Regions from separate parts of the Homo sapiens genome. Here region 2 is linked to region 1. The links are chromatin loops, found by intact Hi-C in ENCODE. Cell type or tissue: gastrocnemius medialis. All regions are shown on one strand.

Region 1 (8,000 bases):
TTGACCTAAGCATTTATTCCCCAATATTTACTGAAAACTGGCTAGCTGCAGGCACCAGGTTAGGGGCTGGATTAGAGATGAGCTCTCTAGTTGGGTGACTCTGAGGCTGCTTACCAAAGATCAGTCATGCCCATCAGCTCTCTTCAAGAGAACACCAGGTATACTGATGAAATACTCCTATTTTTAAATATTATGAACCATCCAGTCCTATGAGTCATGCCTTTTTTTGAAGCATTGCACTTGGCATAGACTGCATAGTATTAATAGTTTGCATGTTGGTAGAATGATTGGTACATTCAAATATATCATTATCTCATTTGATTTTATTCAAGTTGTAATTTTCCACAGCATGCTGCTATAAAGGTGTTTCCTTCTTCTATCCTTTTCCCCTTCTCTTTCTTTTTTTCCTCCTTCTATCCCTTCTTCTTTCCTTTTTTCCATCCTTTCTTCATTTCCTTCATCATTGCCTAGGCTACAGATGATAGGCAAGTAGCTTACAATCTACAGTGGGACACAGACAAACATTAACAACACTGATGTAGTGAATTCCATCATTCCAGAATTACAATGAGTTATGAAAATATGAGATAAAGGTAAGGGATAGGAGAAGGTCACTCTAATTAAAGTTCCATTCTTGAGATCTGATGGGCTTTTTTTTATAAAAGCGTTACCGGCAATGATGGGATGGCTACCGTATTTTTATGTTCACTAGTCCATGGATTTCAACAAGAAGTAAATTTTTCAAGGGGACAGTGGTAGTTAGTAATAGAACATATCTGACACATGTTATATAGTTTCCCAGGCAGAAGCACCTGGTCCATAGGCTGGATTATGCTAAGCCACCTATGAATTTGAAGTCTGAGTCCTTTTATGAAGAGCATGATCAGGACACAACATACTAAAGCTGAAGGATGTCTTGTTGAAGAGAAACAAGTGATTCTGCTGTTAGCATTGATTGCGAATTGACTAAGAGACTAAGTGCAAATCTACACAATCCCTCCAATGAAGAAAACAACAGACTAATGGCTGCAAAATATTTGCTTTCATCTTGTTTTATGAGATATTTCTTAGGAAGGAGTATTCTGTCCAGGAGAAATGAACCCTTTATCATAAAGTGATGCTTATGCAAATAATCTAGATGTGAGAAATACAAAATAGCATTTCTTATAAACCTGGAAAGAGCTAAGAATCTTCACTGTGGAACTATACTGATCATTAGGTTCACATCAAGCAATGAATCTAATTAACTCTTTCAAAATAAATAAATTTTATTATGGCCATGAAGCAAATTTCTAATGTATTTTTGAAACTCAGAAAACTGTTTTGACAATGCCATATAGAGCTGAAGAAAAATAATCATTGGCTCCCTCAGGTGCAGTGGGCTCAGCAGTGGGCCAAGTGTATGAAGGCCGGCTGTTATCTTCATCATATAATCTCGATCTGAGTGAGAAGAAAGAAGCAAATAGCCCAAACATTTATGGAATGAGAGAAGCATACAAGTTAATGTTCTCTTCACTCGCCAGGTGAGTGAAAGGACGTAGGTTTTCTCTCATGCCCTGGAATCCAACACATGAGTTATAAAAGACCAAACAAAAGAGAATAGATGCCACCAGGAATCTTTTTGGAGGAACCGTTATTTTTTACAAGGCGGGTAGGGGAGTAACCTAAGTGCCCATCAATAAAGGAATGGTTAAATACATTATGGTAAAGAGAAAGTGAAATACATCTAAAGAATGAGATATTTTCGTTATTATTGATATGGGAAGGTGTTCAATATAATTACAAGAGAATGAATATGGAAAAATTCTCTGCTATAAAGAAAAAATATATACACACAAGTATCTATGTGTATATATGGTTCTATACATTTATGCGTATATTTGTGTGTGTAGGTATAGAGAGATATCTATAAATAAGAACGCTTCGGGAGCAACAAGCCTATTGGGCTGGAAGCAGAGGGTGAGGCTGGCTCTGGTGAACAGGAATTGCACTTATAGTTTCTCTGTGTATATATATTTATGTATATTAGTGTGTGTATTTGTGTAGTTTGTGTGGTGTGGGTGTGTATGTGTGTGTGTGTCTGTGTGTGTTTCCAGAAAGCCATTAGGATCAATCACCCTTTGGTTAATTTTATGATTAAATAATATTAAATTTGGGTGTCTTGATCCAAAACATAAGTGAAAATTAACTGCTATGAACTCTAAACCTATTTTAGATTTAAGGGAAATTATAATCATTCTCCTGATAATGAGTAGCAACATAAGACCCACAAATGTTTTGAATTAACTCTGATGACAGCATAGGATTTCTTCTGGCTGTTGCTCTCTTGTTAAATCATGTCTGAGGTATCCCTTATACAAAGGTATTCTCAAACATTTGCAATTTTAAATCAGCTTAGACATACCAATGTGAAACCAACTTAGAAATGAAGTCTGTATTCATTTCTCTTTAGATAGAAGACACATAAAGTCCCAGATAATATGTGTTAGCCAGGTGTAATCGAGATCATATTTTATCTTTCTCATTCTTTGTACCTGTGCTAAACCTGGCCCTGGTTAGCTTTCCCCATCTTGTAGGACTTCTAACAGTATTTCAATAAAACCAATATGTGATACTGATTTGCTCCTTGATCCCTGAACAGTGGTACATTTTTAACCATATTTCACTCCAGGCCATCTTGTAATTCCATCACTTGACTCCATGCCTAACTCTAGCTCTCCCTGTCTTCTTTGTCCATGTTCCAGGTAATGTGATTGGTACTACCACTGATGTATGGAACCCACAGTAGACAATGTCATGTTGGATTCTCAAGGCAAAGTGGAACTGGGTATACAGCTGTGGTGATTTTTAAGGGTCAACCTAGCAGAGCTGGAAATATGATTTCCAGAATTGCCTTCCTGTTATGGTTTGAATGAAGGTTGCCTGCAGAGGAATTTGTAAATGACTGGGCAGGTGAAGTAAAACAGTCGTCCTAAGGTTCAGAGAGTTGGAGTAGGGCTCCCAGCCTCACCAGAGCTGGGGCATATTGTCACTGACCCACTGGCTCTTCTTGCTGGGAAGGGCAGCCACTTGGACCCCCTCTCCTCCAGCTCCTCCTGTCTCTTCAAGTCTTAGGCCAAGTCCTGTTCAGAAATGTGGCCTAAGGTGTCACTCCTTCTTCAGATCACCCATGCCATCAAACTTGCAGGCAGTGAGAGACAGAAACAGTACCAATTTGTGCTCACAGGTTCCCATTTGTCTCTACGGGTTCCAGTATGTCCTCACGGATTTCAACTTGTCCTTGCGGTCACCACTTTCTGTCCAGCTTTTCTTCCCAGCCACAGGTCCTGCTGACCTACAGTGACTGGAGCCTCACCACATCCCACAATTACATAAGATGCAGCCCATCATAATCCCCACAGTCTGTGTCACTCTTAGTGGAACTACTTCCCTGACTGAATCCTAAATAACACAAGAGCAACAACGTTTCTCCATTGTTTCGTATGTCGGCTAGGTCTGAGGGACGGGACGGAAGCCCCCGGGGCTGGGGCTCACTCACTCTGTTCTTCATGTAACGCATTCACACCATGTGTATGAGCATTCAGCTTGGCGGGTGGAGCAGTTCGGCATTACTTGCTGGAAATAATTCAGAGCACTTATGACCAGGCTTTGGAACCCAAGCCAAGTGTTCTCGAGCACATCCGTACGGGGAACAAAAGTTTTGTTTTGTCCCCATCGTTCCCTCACCCGCTTCGGATGGGGAAATATTTGAAAAACGGAAGTGCCTATAATATTCTGCTTGTGCTACCAAAGTTCTAATGGTGTTTACCTGAAATGTTTCTATCATTCCCAAACTTTCAGGGTTTCTGTTGGTGATTGGCGAGGAACAGATTGCACTTTCCTGAACTGAAATCTAATGAATGCCACAAAGTGAAAATAAACTGGAGACACTTCAAAAAAGAAAAAGAAAAGAAAACTCACTTCAAGAAACCGAAGCTTTCCTACCCCCCTTCTTTTCCCCTCACTTGCAGCCAACTAAGCTCCCCACACATTCTGATCGTCTCCCTGCACAGTGTCTGTGGTGGTGACAACTGATTCATGTGTTCATTTGCATATCCCCCGGTGCCAGCAGCAGAATACAGAACGGGCCTCCTGTGCCGGCAGCCAACACAGCACTGGCAAATCAGGGAGCTGTCAGAAACAGCTGTCCATTAACGGAGTTTGTGGAAACAACCAGGAGCTGTTTGAAAATGCTAGGTGGTAGAATTTAATTGGAGTAGCAACTGTTCAAAATTAAGATTAAAAGGACCAGTCAGTCAACGTGGATTTCGTGACACCTTAAAAATAACGTTTCAGGTTTGATTAATGCTGCAAGAAGTTTGCACATTTCTCTCCTTTGCTGATAGGGCCTGCGTGCTGATAGTTGATTCAGTGAATATATGTAGCAGTGATAGCTCATGGGCTCCAGAGGTCAGATATCTTATTCTCTAGGCTGAAACCCTTGTTGCTTTAAGGAAACAGGATTTTAATAGGAATCACATGCAGATTGACTACAGGGAGCCAAGCGGTAGTGGAAGAAGCAAAGTTGGCGGTTTTGGAGACGGACGTCTATCTATCCACAGTGTGAGTACGTCTCAGCTCTGAGCGGCCCACCCTATCCCCTAAGCCCTCCTGGCCAGATACAGGAATTTACAGAATACACTCGCTTCCCAGCGGTGAGTTGAGAAGGAAAAGAGTTTTCATGGCCGGTTTAATCCTTGGCTTCTCTCCTGAACATGCCGAAAAGGGTGTCAGATGTTGCCAACATTGAAGCAAAGCGGGGAGTGGGTGGATGGGGTCACTGAAATACGAGGATCCGTAATGGTTTCCTAAAAAGACTTTTTATCCTTCTGAAAAATCTCAACTTTAGCATTCATTAAGATCAGAAAACAATCCTAACATGCCAGGCACAGCTACTTGTAATTTGAAACAGAGTTTGTAACCCCAAACACCACATTTTAACGATTTTTAATTTATGATTGAACTCTAGGTACTCAAGTCAACATTCTCAGTTCCACATTGATGATTCCTATTGTGGTCATTTAGTTTAATTCTTTGACTTTTATTCTTAAATAGATTGTCATGCTACTTCTTATAAACATCCATTTTAAAATTGAAAAGAACATTGAATGCAATTGAGAATGACAGCACATTTAGAGTACATTTAGATGTAATTGAGAGGGAAGGGGGTAAACTTGTTTTTCTAAGAAAACATCAGAGCGGATATACAGTAGGGTCAGGGCAATGAGTGCAAGGCGACAGTTCCAGATAGGTAGTGCACGACAGCCAGGAGAGGAAGTGACAGCTGGTGGCTTTAGTAAACAGATTTCAGTTTAGGATTTTCTGAACATTTTAATATGCTTCTCCACTGTACCTTTTGTTCCCAATTCAATAACAAAGCCGTTTCTTATTTGTTGCCTTGAAGTATCAGATTGGTTAGAAAACAGATATAGAAAAAAAAGAAAGTCACTTGGTATTAAAACAAAACATTTCTAAATATCTGACGCAATGTTATAGTAAAATGGGGGAGGTGAAGGGAAGGGAAGTTCTCCAAAAGAGAGCCTGGTGGGAATGCTTGCAAATGGAAAGACGTGGCATTTCATTCCTCGGAGGCTTTTTGCTTAAATTATGATCTCCTCCCAAACAATGTATATCTCCCAACTTCTACCCAACTGATCAAGAGGCCCAACTGACTGGTAGGGTCTTTAAAGAGAAAATAAAAGCTGTAAAGAATGAAACTGAGTAACACTGAAGGCATTAGTCTTATTAACAGCCAAGCTCATTTCAAAGATGCTGGACATTGAAAGAGATGGTTGTCCTTGAGTCCTGCTGTCTGTGTGGCATACACTGCCTGTCTCAATGAAAAGCACCAATTTGTGTTTGTTGTGAATATCTGTGAATACTGTCTTATGGCAGCTAGTTTTTAATTGTTGTCAGCCTCAAGGGAAAATGTGATTGAGTCCTCCATGCTGCAATAAGGCAAGAGGAGCTGTTCTTTGAGTGAAAACGTTCCCATTCAGCTATAGGGAACGACAGAAATGCTTCAGAATTCAGCATTTCCCTTGCTATTTTTAGTTAAATTAGGCTCACAATCATGAGACAGCGCTGCTGCATTGGCCCATGATATGACCAAAGTAAGCTGCTAACATTTCTGTAGCTTACAGAGATTCTAAGGGAAGTAGTTGTTGGAAAATACTAGTTTTAAGTAAAAAGATAAATGAAATCGAGGAAGAATTAAACATAACGTGATGGAAGCTATCCTTTCATTTCACTAAATTCTACTGAGGGGATCATGGAAAGAATTCATGTTTCAACAGCATCCTGGTCTCGATTTTCAATTTTCTCAATTCTAGTTTGAACATTCAGGAAGAATGCAGATTATGCCAATAGATTTATAAAATGTATGGTTAAGACTTACTCATGCTAGCTCAATTAAAGAGTGGCATATAGTAAAAAATACTGTGAGGATTTTAAGAAAACAACAGTGAAGTAAGTGGAATCAAGACAGGTTCATGGTCTCTCTTAGGACTTTTCCTCTCTTTTCTTCCCTGAGCAACGCGGCCATCTCTTTATGTCCCTCATAAAGCTGGGCCTTGAACGTGACTTGGCTTGTTCCTGTAGCAGGTCACCAAAAATCTGTCTTTCCACACAGGCAGCCCTACTAATTTCCAGGCTTGCCTTGCTATGAAGGGTGGTCCCATGATGTGTTTTGGTCAATGGTATCTGAAAAGAAGTAGCAGCTTCAGAGCCCAGGTTTGTAAGAAGTGGAACCCTCATGCTAGTGGATGGCCAAGCCACAAATGCGCTCGGGGATAGTACAGCCACAAACGGGAAGGATCCTGGGTCCCTGAGCCACTGATGGAGGAAAGCTACCCATGAACTAGAAGCATCTAATTAGACTGCCACACAAGTGACCATAAACTTGTCTTTGAGGCATTAAAAGTTTTCATCAGTTAGTTATTGCATCCTGTCCAAAGTGAACTTCTGCACATGATCCTGAACTTTATAACCCAGTTTCTTTCTGCCACCTGCCATTATTCCTCCAACCCATCTATTCCCCACTCCCACTGATATAATTGACCAGCTCATAGTTTTATTTTAGGCCTGGCAGGCAATAGGTTTCCGACCAGCCGATGCCTCAGCTGCAGTTGCTTGTTCACACTTGACCTAACCAGCTCTGGTCATTGTGTCTAGTCACAGCTGTGGGCCTCACCTGTCAGAGGATAATATAAGTACCACAGGGTGGGAGAGTGAATCCTGGGTGGAGTTGCAGTAGAAACAGTGGGGAGCACTGCATGTCCCTGCTGTTATGAGCTTCCAGCAGAAACCAGACTTTCACAGCTCTAATGTGTAAGACTTTGTGAAGTCAAAGATATCACTGCAAGCTTATAGGAATGTGTTTAACTTCTTAAGGTGAATTCTGAGTTAAACCTGCATGTGCCAAAATTGTAAATGGACCACTACTGCTGTCATCCTCAAATTCCTTCTCATTCCCAATAATAAGTCTCCTTCTCCTTCCAAATGAAGGTGTTATTTTGTCATATATTCACACAAGGAATGTGATCTTTGTCCTTCAGAAGCTTCCAATGTAGGAGGGGCTGTCGGGAGCCAATATCACAATGCTAGGTTTTGTAGGTATAAAGTTGGATGACATAAAGTATGATTTCTGTTCATAATTCATGCATATGACAGGCATCCACAGGGCATGTGCACCTTGCAATCTGCACAAAATGTCATGGAATCCCATGGGTAATGTGCACATATTCAGAGCTATAACTGGTCCATATATCTATAGAGTTTTAGCTCTGGTTGATACATATATATGTATATATATATGAGTATATATGTATATATATATATGAGTATATATATGAATATATGTATGTATATGAATATATGTATATATATGAGTATATATATATATGAGTGTATATATATATATATATATATATATATATATATATGAATGTTCATGTAATGAC
Region 2 (8,000 bases), 59 kb after region 1:
TCCCTTTCTTTTTCTTTCTTTCTTTCTTTCTTTCTTTCTTTCTTTCTTTCTTTCTTTCTTTCTCTCTCTCTCTTTCCTTTCTTTCTTTCACTCTTTCTCTCTTTCTTTCTTTTCTTCCTTCCTTTCTTTCTTTCTTTCTCTCTCTCTTTCTTTCTTTCTTTCTCTTTCTCTCTCCCTCTCTCTCTTTCTTTCTTCTCCCCCCCTCTCCTCCCCTGCCCTCCTCTTCCCTTCCCTTCCCTTCCTTTCCTTTCTTTCTTTGACAGAGTTTCACTCTTGTTGCCCAGACTGGAGTGCAATGGCGCGATCTCAGTCCACTGCAACCTCCGTCTCCTGTGTTCAAGTGATTCTTCTGTCTCAGCCTCCCAAGTAGCTGGGATTATAGGTGCCTGCCAACATGCCGGCTGATTTTTGTATATTTAGTAGAGACAGTGTTGAAATATGTTGGTCAGGCTGGTCTGCAACTCCTGACCTCAGGTGATCCACCTGTCTCGGCCTCCCAAAGTGCTGGGATTACAGGCGTGAGCCATGGTGCCTGGCCCTGTCAAAGGACTTCTAATTCAAAAATGGGAAAAGACTGTTCGTATCCAATCCCAATAAGAATAAAAGACTTTAAATTGCAGCAAGAAAAATGACAGTTACAGATGAGGAAGAACATCTTTAACATTATTTTTGAAAAGTGAAAACGTGGAATCTATTTAGTGGATAGGATAATCATTCAAATGTGGATATTTTACATACCAGGTCTTAGTTCTTGAAACTATACGATCATCAAACAGTGATAGAGTTATCATAGAACCAGAATCATTAATTTGCAATGAAATAGTGCAGCAAGGTCTGCGCTGCTTACACACCACCTTCAAAAACGGGGAAAAAAGAATAAAACAGAAGATCAAAGATTTGTTTTGTTTTATTTTGTTTTAAATCACAAATGCAGGAAAGAGAAGGAGATTGACAACTGGTAGAACTGGCAATAAAAGAGCAGAGTTGTCGAAAGCAGAGGAAATAACTCTTAGAGTACTAATGCATCAAGACATATGAGATGATATTGGTACCTATAAAAGCACAACAATAGGCTGGGTGCGGTGGCTCACGCCTGTAATCCCAGCACTTTGGGAGGCTAAGGTGAGTGGATCACCTGAGGTCGGGAGTTCAAAACCAGCCTGCCAACATGGAGAAACCCCGTCTCTACTAAAAATACAAAATTAGCCAGGTGTGGTGGGGCGTGCCTGTAATCCCAGCTACTTGGGAGGCTGAGGCAAGAGAATCACTTAAACCCAAGAGGCAGAGGTTGCAGTGAGCCAAGATGGTGCCATTGCATTCCAGCCTGGACAAAAAGAACGAAACTCCATCTCACAAAAAAAAAAAAAAAAAAAAAAGGAAAGCACAACAATAGATTTTAGAGATTAAAATGTAAACATTGATATAAAGGGCAATTAATTTCAGGGTTAATGTATAGTTACAAGATGGAGCTAAAGTAATTCTAAGAAGCAGCAAGCAAAACTTTTAAAAAGATGCAAAATACAAAATACAAGAGTTATGGGGGACAGTTCCTATTTCTGACATCTATCTCATAGGAATTGGAGAAAGGGAATCTAGAGAAAATTAAAGTAAGGGAATGGTAAAATAATGATAGAAAAGTTGATCCAGAACAGAAATAATACATGAATCCCAAGTTTGAGAACAGACATCTAGTATCAAGCAGAACGAAAAAACAATTTGATTCTAAACAAACAAAAATGTTCATGGACCTGAATACATTTAGATGCAATTTTAGAACACTAATCAAGAAGGAGGAGAAGATAAATTAAAAAAAATTCAGAAAAACAACATGCAAAGGTAATCAAAGTGTCTTAAAGTGAACAAGAATTCTCTCGACATTAGACTTTAATCAGCAATTAAATCACTAAATGCAAGAAAAGAATGGATAAATATTATCAGAGTCCTTAATAAACCTAACTTGGAACTTATTATTCTATGTCCTGCCAAGATATTTATCAAATATGAGTGCATAGTAAAATAAAATAATACCAGGGATATGGACATTCATAAGCAATATATCTATAGACCCTGTCTGAAAGAAGTACTGGAAGATATAATCAATAAGATGTTAAATGGAACTCAGAAGAAGATATGATTTTTGAAGCATTGAATATTGAAGAACTCTAAGTATAAATAAATGTTGATTTTGGGGAAAGAGGTAATAATCTAGCATGAAAAGACAGAGAGCAGCAATAGGGTAGAGTGAGTAGAAGTACGAATTCAGTATATATAATTGGGCGGACAGTCTTGATTGATGGAAAAAATTTGTCTAGATTAACTATAAAATTTGTGAAAAATATATTTGTTTCTTAACTTTCTGAGTGGCTGCTAAAATAGAAATAAAATATTTCCTAATTAGTGTTTTTTAATTGAGAGAATGAGCTAAATTCACCTGTGTAGAAACAGAAATTGAGTAATAAAATCCAGCTATACACCAAACAACTATTCTTTATACATCTAAACAATGTAAGGCAAAAGAAAACACATACAAAAAAAGCAAAATAGCATAAAACGACTAATGATATTTGCCTCTGAAAAAATTAAAATTCAAGATATCTAAAGGGTACAGTAGTAATATTTTGAATGGATGAAAGGAACAATCCACCAATAAAAATTAGATATCTATTGACAAAAAGAAAAAAAGATGATCTAGAATGAATACTTAAAAAATTCAATTCTAAATAATTAATGGATTAAAGACACCACTTAAACATAATTTAGAATTGATTTAGAAAAAAAAAAATGAGAACATTACCTGACACAGGCTAGTGGAAAGGGACCAAAGTAGTACTTAAGAAAAGTTATAGGATTTTGTATGTCTTTTTTACAAAAACAGAAAGATCAAAGTTAGATGAATACTGTACAGAAATGATAAAAGGAGTTATTGAAAACTATGCATATCAGTGACTCTCATGAACAAAATGTTGAGCAGAAAAAAAGACAGACACATAAGATTACATATGGTATGATTCCATGTACACAAAGAACAAAGCCATCAAAGTCATCTAAGCTGTTAGAAAGTCAATATACTGGTTGCCCTTTGGTGTGTGCGTGTGATGGGGTGGGGAGTGGATGGTTGTTAGTGATTGAAATAGGAAATCAGGTGGAATTTTGGCAAGAGTCCAGTTTTTCATCTGCTTGTTGGTTACGCAGGTGCGTTTAGTTTGTGAACGGTAATCAAGTTGTCCACTTAGAATGTGCATGCTTTTTTGATATGTATGTGTTATATATAATATTAGTAATATATATCACTAACATCCAATTAAAATAAATTTAATTAGCATTCAACTCATGAGGCTTGGAAAAGTACAACAAAGTTTACATTGGTGTTACAATCTAGGCAGACAAAAGGCAAAAACTTTCAAAATTAAGGAAAAAGTACCCAGTCTCTTCTTCCTAGCCATTCAGTTCCTCTCTATATACTATACAGTACACTCATTCATCTGCATAAGGAGTAGGTTCTCTAGATAAAGAATGGAGTGCCAATTAAATGTAGATTTCAGATAAATAATAATTTTGTATTATAAATAAGTCCTATACAATATTTTATTTGCTAAATTGACAGCCTTAAAGATGATGTCCATGAGCATTCCTTGCAGCATTATTGGTAATAATGAGAAGAACTTATATCAAGGTCAATGTTTATCAGTAGCAGTAGGTTATATGGCATAGACGGCATGTTCATACCATTAAATGTTATGAAGAAGGAGGCTGCACCATAGGTACTATCACAGACAAAATCACCAAGTCATTTTTAAGCTAAAAAAAATTAAAGATAAAACCCACACACAAAACAATAATACATATTTGTTTCAGTTCATTTCTATGATTACATACCAATAGCAAAAGGCTTGAAGGATACACAGACTGCATTGGTGACAGTGGTTTCTTCTCTTGAGGGAACAGTGGTGATTGGTGGTTGAGGAGAGGTGGATCGGGGGTGATACAAAGGATACTTTAGCATTATTCTTAGAAAAATGGATTGCATCTTGTGATTAACAGAAACACAAATCAAAGCAATAGATTTATTAAAAATGCATCTTTAAAAGGCAGCCAAGTAACATGTAACCTCATAATGATAAAATGGTGCTTCAAATAGTGCACTCCTTTAAAGCAGCAGCATTGACTCCTGAAGAATAAAACGATGATAATATTCCTTCCCAGTGTTTCACTTTTTGCAATTCACATTTCAGTGTGAGAAACTAGGATATGGCTAGTGAAAGTAATGTGCTACTTTGAATGTGACCTGGGAAACTCATCAGGGATAGTTCAGTCTACTAAAGTACCTTGTGTCTTTTTCCACATATGTGGGTAGCTGTAAAACATTAGAAGAATCAGAAGGCTGATGAGAATGAATTATCACCACTCAAAAGTAAAACATCCAATGAGGAGAAGATTTACACAGTTGGTCAACTGTAGACAAATAAGATAAATGCAAATTATTTATTGATAAACCATCTTGAATCAGTGCCAATGTTGTAAATAAGCAGGGAAGAAAAGCTTCAAGATTTGAAGGAGCAAACTCGATGGCTCAGAGGACTGTCCTTTCCACACTGAGCTTTGAACATGTACAGTATTCAGTCTCCCATCCTTTCTTTCAGAACAGTTTATTGACTGTTCACCGTTAAGTGCTGAGGACTCTGTCTGTGTTGTGGATTCAGCAGCAGAGTCAGGATGAGCACGTCCTCTACTTCCTGAAACTGCTAGTGATGATGTCTTTCTAGTAAATATTACATATGTTAATAACAATTTTTAAAGACTCACAAGTCAAGCTAATCTGCTTCCACAAAAGGAAAAACTAAACTCCAAATTGAGAATACTAGTCATGTTTGAATTGTCAGAATTAAAGGGGAGTGCCAGAATATCAGAGCAGTTAAGGAGACAGATCTTTTTAATCCAAACCTCTGTTCACATGGGCATAGCTTAGCACTATGGTATTTTAAGAAAGCAGTAATTTTAAAGCCAAAAGACTACATCTGACCTGACACAAGTATCTGTCCATTTACTGCTGTAGGTTTATTATCTGGGAACAAAAATGTAAATATTCAGTGCTCTTAATGTATCAGGAATGGGATGAATTCAGAAGAATCCACCTTCCATTTAATAAATGTATTAGTTGTGTAAAGACTGAGATTCAAATGTACTCTCTGTGTAACTTCCCAGCACATCCTTTGCAAAGCCTAAACTTCTTGTGGAAACTCCCGACTTGAAGGTTTATTGTGAAAACTGGCTTGTGATAATGCATACGAAATTACTCTGAAACATATAAAGAAGTATACAGAAGCACTGAATTGTTTTGAATCTGTGAGCTCTCTTCCTAAGTCATGTTCCTGTCTAAATCTGAAACTTTTAACTAGTCTATGGGTTGTACACAGAAATGTATCTACTAGCAGAAAGATTTATAAAAGTAAGTAGTTAATTTTTTAAACTTACAAGTTATGGCAAAACCCTCTTAAGATGTGGTATCTGTTGAACTCCAGCTGTGCACTTATATTTAAAAGGAATCTGCCCTGAGGATTGTGGTTACATAAGACATCTCGTGTTTAATGTTTATTTATAGGTTCTTGGCAAATTCTCATGGAAACTTTTCAATGCCAACTCTACATTGCTGAACCAAAGATTCATAAGATGCTTTTATTTAGATAAATTGTGTAATTCACTGGTAGGTACAAGAAATTTCCTTTCCAAATTAAGTTTTTTTAGCATGAAGTATATATGGTCAAACCTCTAAGGCACTCAGCTGATTTTATAAATAACATTGATACTTCCTCTCACAAAAACATTACCACACATATCATCCACCTATTTAGGGTCCTAAAATTCTATTTAAGCATAAGTGCCTAGACAAGAACAATTACTAGATGGTGGAGGTATTCAATAGGCTCCATTTGATCACTGTGAGCCAAGTCTTCCCCCTCCTCCCTCTCCCCAGGAATGTATATGGATTGTGAGTTAAAAGAGGTATGTTTTCCTTCTGGGTGACAGAACAGGTGTTTCCCTGCTGAGCTAGGTTACCACGCTATATTCTCAGGTTTTGTAATAGCAAGTCCAGAATCGTAACATCCCGCCCTCCTCTTTTTTTTTGCAATACACTGGCTGTTCTTGAAAATTACTTTTCCACAAGAAGCTGAGGCTTTGCAAAAGATGAACTGAAATATTACATTGAAGGTACATTTGAATCTCAGTCTTTACACAATTAATACAATTATTAAATGTAAGATGGGTTCTTCCTGAACTCATCCTGTGCCTGATCCATTAAGGGTACTGAATATTTACTATGTAAAAAAATGAATTTAGTTACTTGTAGTTTTATTTAATGCATTTTATGTGCCTACTAATTGCCATGGGGAGGTCCTGAGGGATTTAAAGATGAATAGAAATGAATACAAATATGAAATAATGTGCCTAAACAAGGGTATCATTGTATTTCCAGAAACTCAGGAGGCTGAGGCAGGTGGATCATTAGAGCCCAGGAGTAGAAGCCCAGCCTGGACAGCATAGCAAGGTGCTGTCTCACAAAATAAAAATGAATAAACATCAAATGTGACACTGGAATGTAACACTTTGAATTTGATTTGATTATGATGTGGAATGACATTTGAGTGTTTTTGTGATTTTTTTTTTTTTTTTTTTTTTTTTTGCTTTTAATAGGGTCCTACCTGAGCAAAATGCCTTAAGGGTTGAAGGAGATTTTCAGGTCTGTGTACAGGTGCACGGACTCAGAAAAGAGGAGGCATGATCTTTGTGCTTCTGAAAGGCACAGCAGACCTGTAAATTAAATTCAGAAGACACACTTGTTGTCTTCCTACCATTACACAAGCAAAACCTAATTTGTGGAAACCTTCCATTAGTATTTGTCTTGATGAGTAGTTGACATACTATTACTTAAACTAACTCCCCTGCCAGGTCTTTGGGAGAATTCTACTCAGTGCCAAACAGTCTGTTAAAATCTTGCTTCCTAAGCCTGTGCATTCCAAACTGGAGAGTGTGAGCAGCTGCTTCCCATGGCTGAGGAGAAGGGACTGCCTTCTGCGTCCTGGCTGCAATTTCATGTTGTTTGCATGGACCCAAAGCCCTCTCATCAGACCAATCTCCTAGCAATTTTCATAAGCCCTAACATATCTGTAGAATGTGAATAGTTCCTCATCACTTTCACATACATTATTTCATTGGAGACACTCCAATGGCCCAAGGAAGGTAAGCAAAGCAGATATTTTTATCTTCACTTTACAGCTGAAAAAACTGAGGCTGGTGGACATTGAGAGTCTTGCCTATTAAAGCTGATCTAAAACTCAAACCCAAAATCTAATTTGGGATTAGAATCAAGGGCCATTCCATTATATCACACTGCCTCTGCTTTTAAATTTGAATTAGTTTGTATATTATACCTTGAGACCTGAGGTAGAGGACAAAGACAATAGAAGATTTTAGAGTGTAATCTGAATCTTTGTAATATCACAAAAAATTCCAGATATAATTTTATGTTATGGGGATACACACACACACACACACACACACACACACACACACACACACACACGTCTTGTTGCTCTATTTCTATTTTATCTACTTCCAGTTTGCCTCTTGAGTCTGGTAGTGGTTTTGACAAAACAAAACAAAAAGTCTTCTAGTAGCCCTGAAATGGAGAGAAATTACCTTAAAGTCATCATTTCTCTGAAAGAGTCACCTTTCTATGAGTTAGGCAGATCAAATTCAATTGAAACTTTAAAAACAGCATTTGATCTTGTTGCAGATTTGTTGCTTCATGAGTCATGTCTTATCAGACGTTTGCTTTTCACTATTGAAAATCACATTTATAAATTTCCACAATTTTAATTAAATCTTTAGACCCTCCTTGTTCCAACATGTTGTTGAGTCTTGAGTTTCTCATCTGTAAAAGGAAAAGTTCAAGTGATGACCTCTAAGGTCTCTCTCGTCTTTACATATCTGCAACTTTTCCC

What was found. Hi-C counts contacts between places; a loop is a spot of excess contacts. Peaks named below come from ENCODE experiments on the same cell type or tissue, not always from the same donor. Only the 100,000 strongest peaks of a DNase experiment are listed, where the experiment ranks them.
Region 2: a loop joins it to region 1, with 2.3 times the contacts of the local background. A loop is called at or near these places in 7 of 110 quality-filtered maps.

What each region holds. Positions count from the first base shown.
Region 1 is chr15:97,518,183-97,526,182 of GRCh38, reverse strand. LINC02254 (long intergenic non-protein coding RNA 2254) reads left to right here and starts at 4,372. Exons shown (of 5, transcript NR_120324.1): 1 at 4,372-4,602. In gastrocnemius medialis, no CTCF peak of the experiment used is centred here; DNase peaks (open chromatin) are centred at 112 and 4,122; H3K4me3 peaks cover 1,694 bases; H3K27ac peaks cover 2,376 bases.
Region 2 is chr15:97,458,985-97,466,984 of GRCh38, reverse strand. The region is part of intron 2 of LINC02254 (long intergenic non-protein coding RNA 2254); the gene reads left to right. Among named protein-coding and RNA genes, the nearest start is that of LINC02254, 59 kb to the left of the region's middle. In gastrocnemius medialis, no CTCF peak of the experiment used is centred here; no DNase peak of the experiment used is centred here.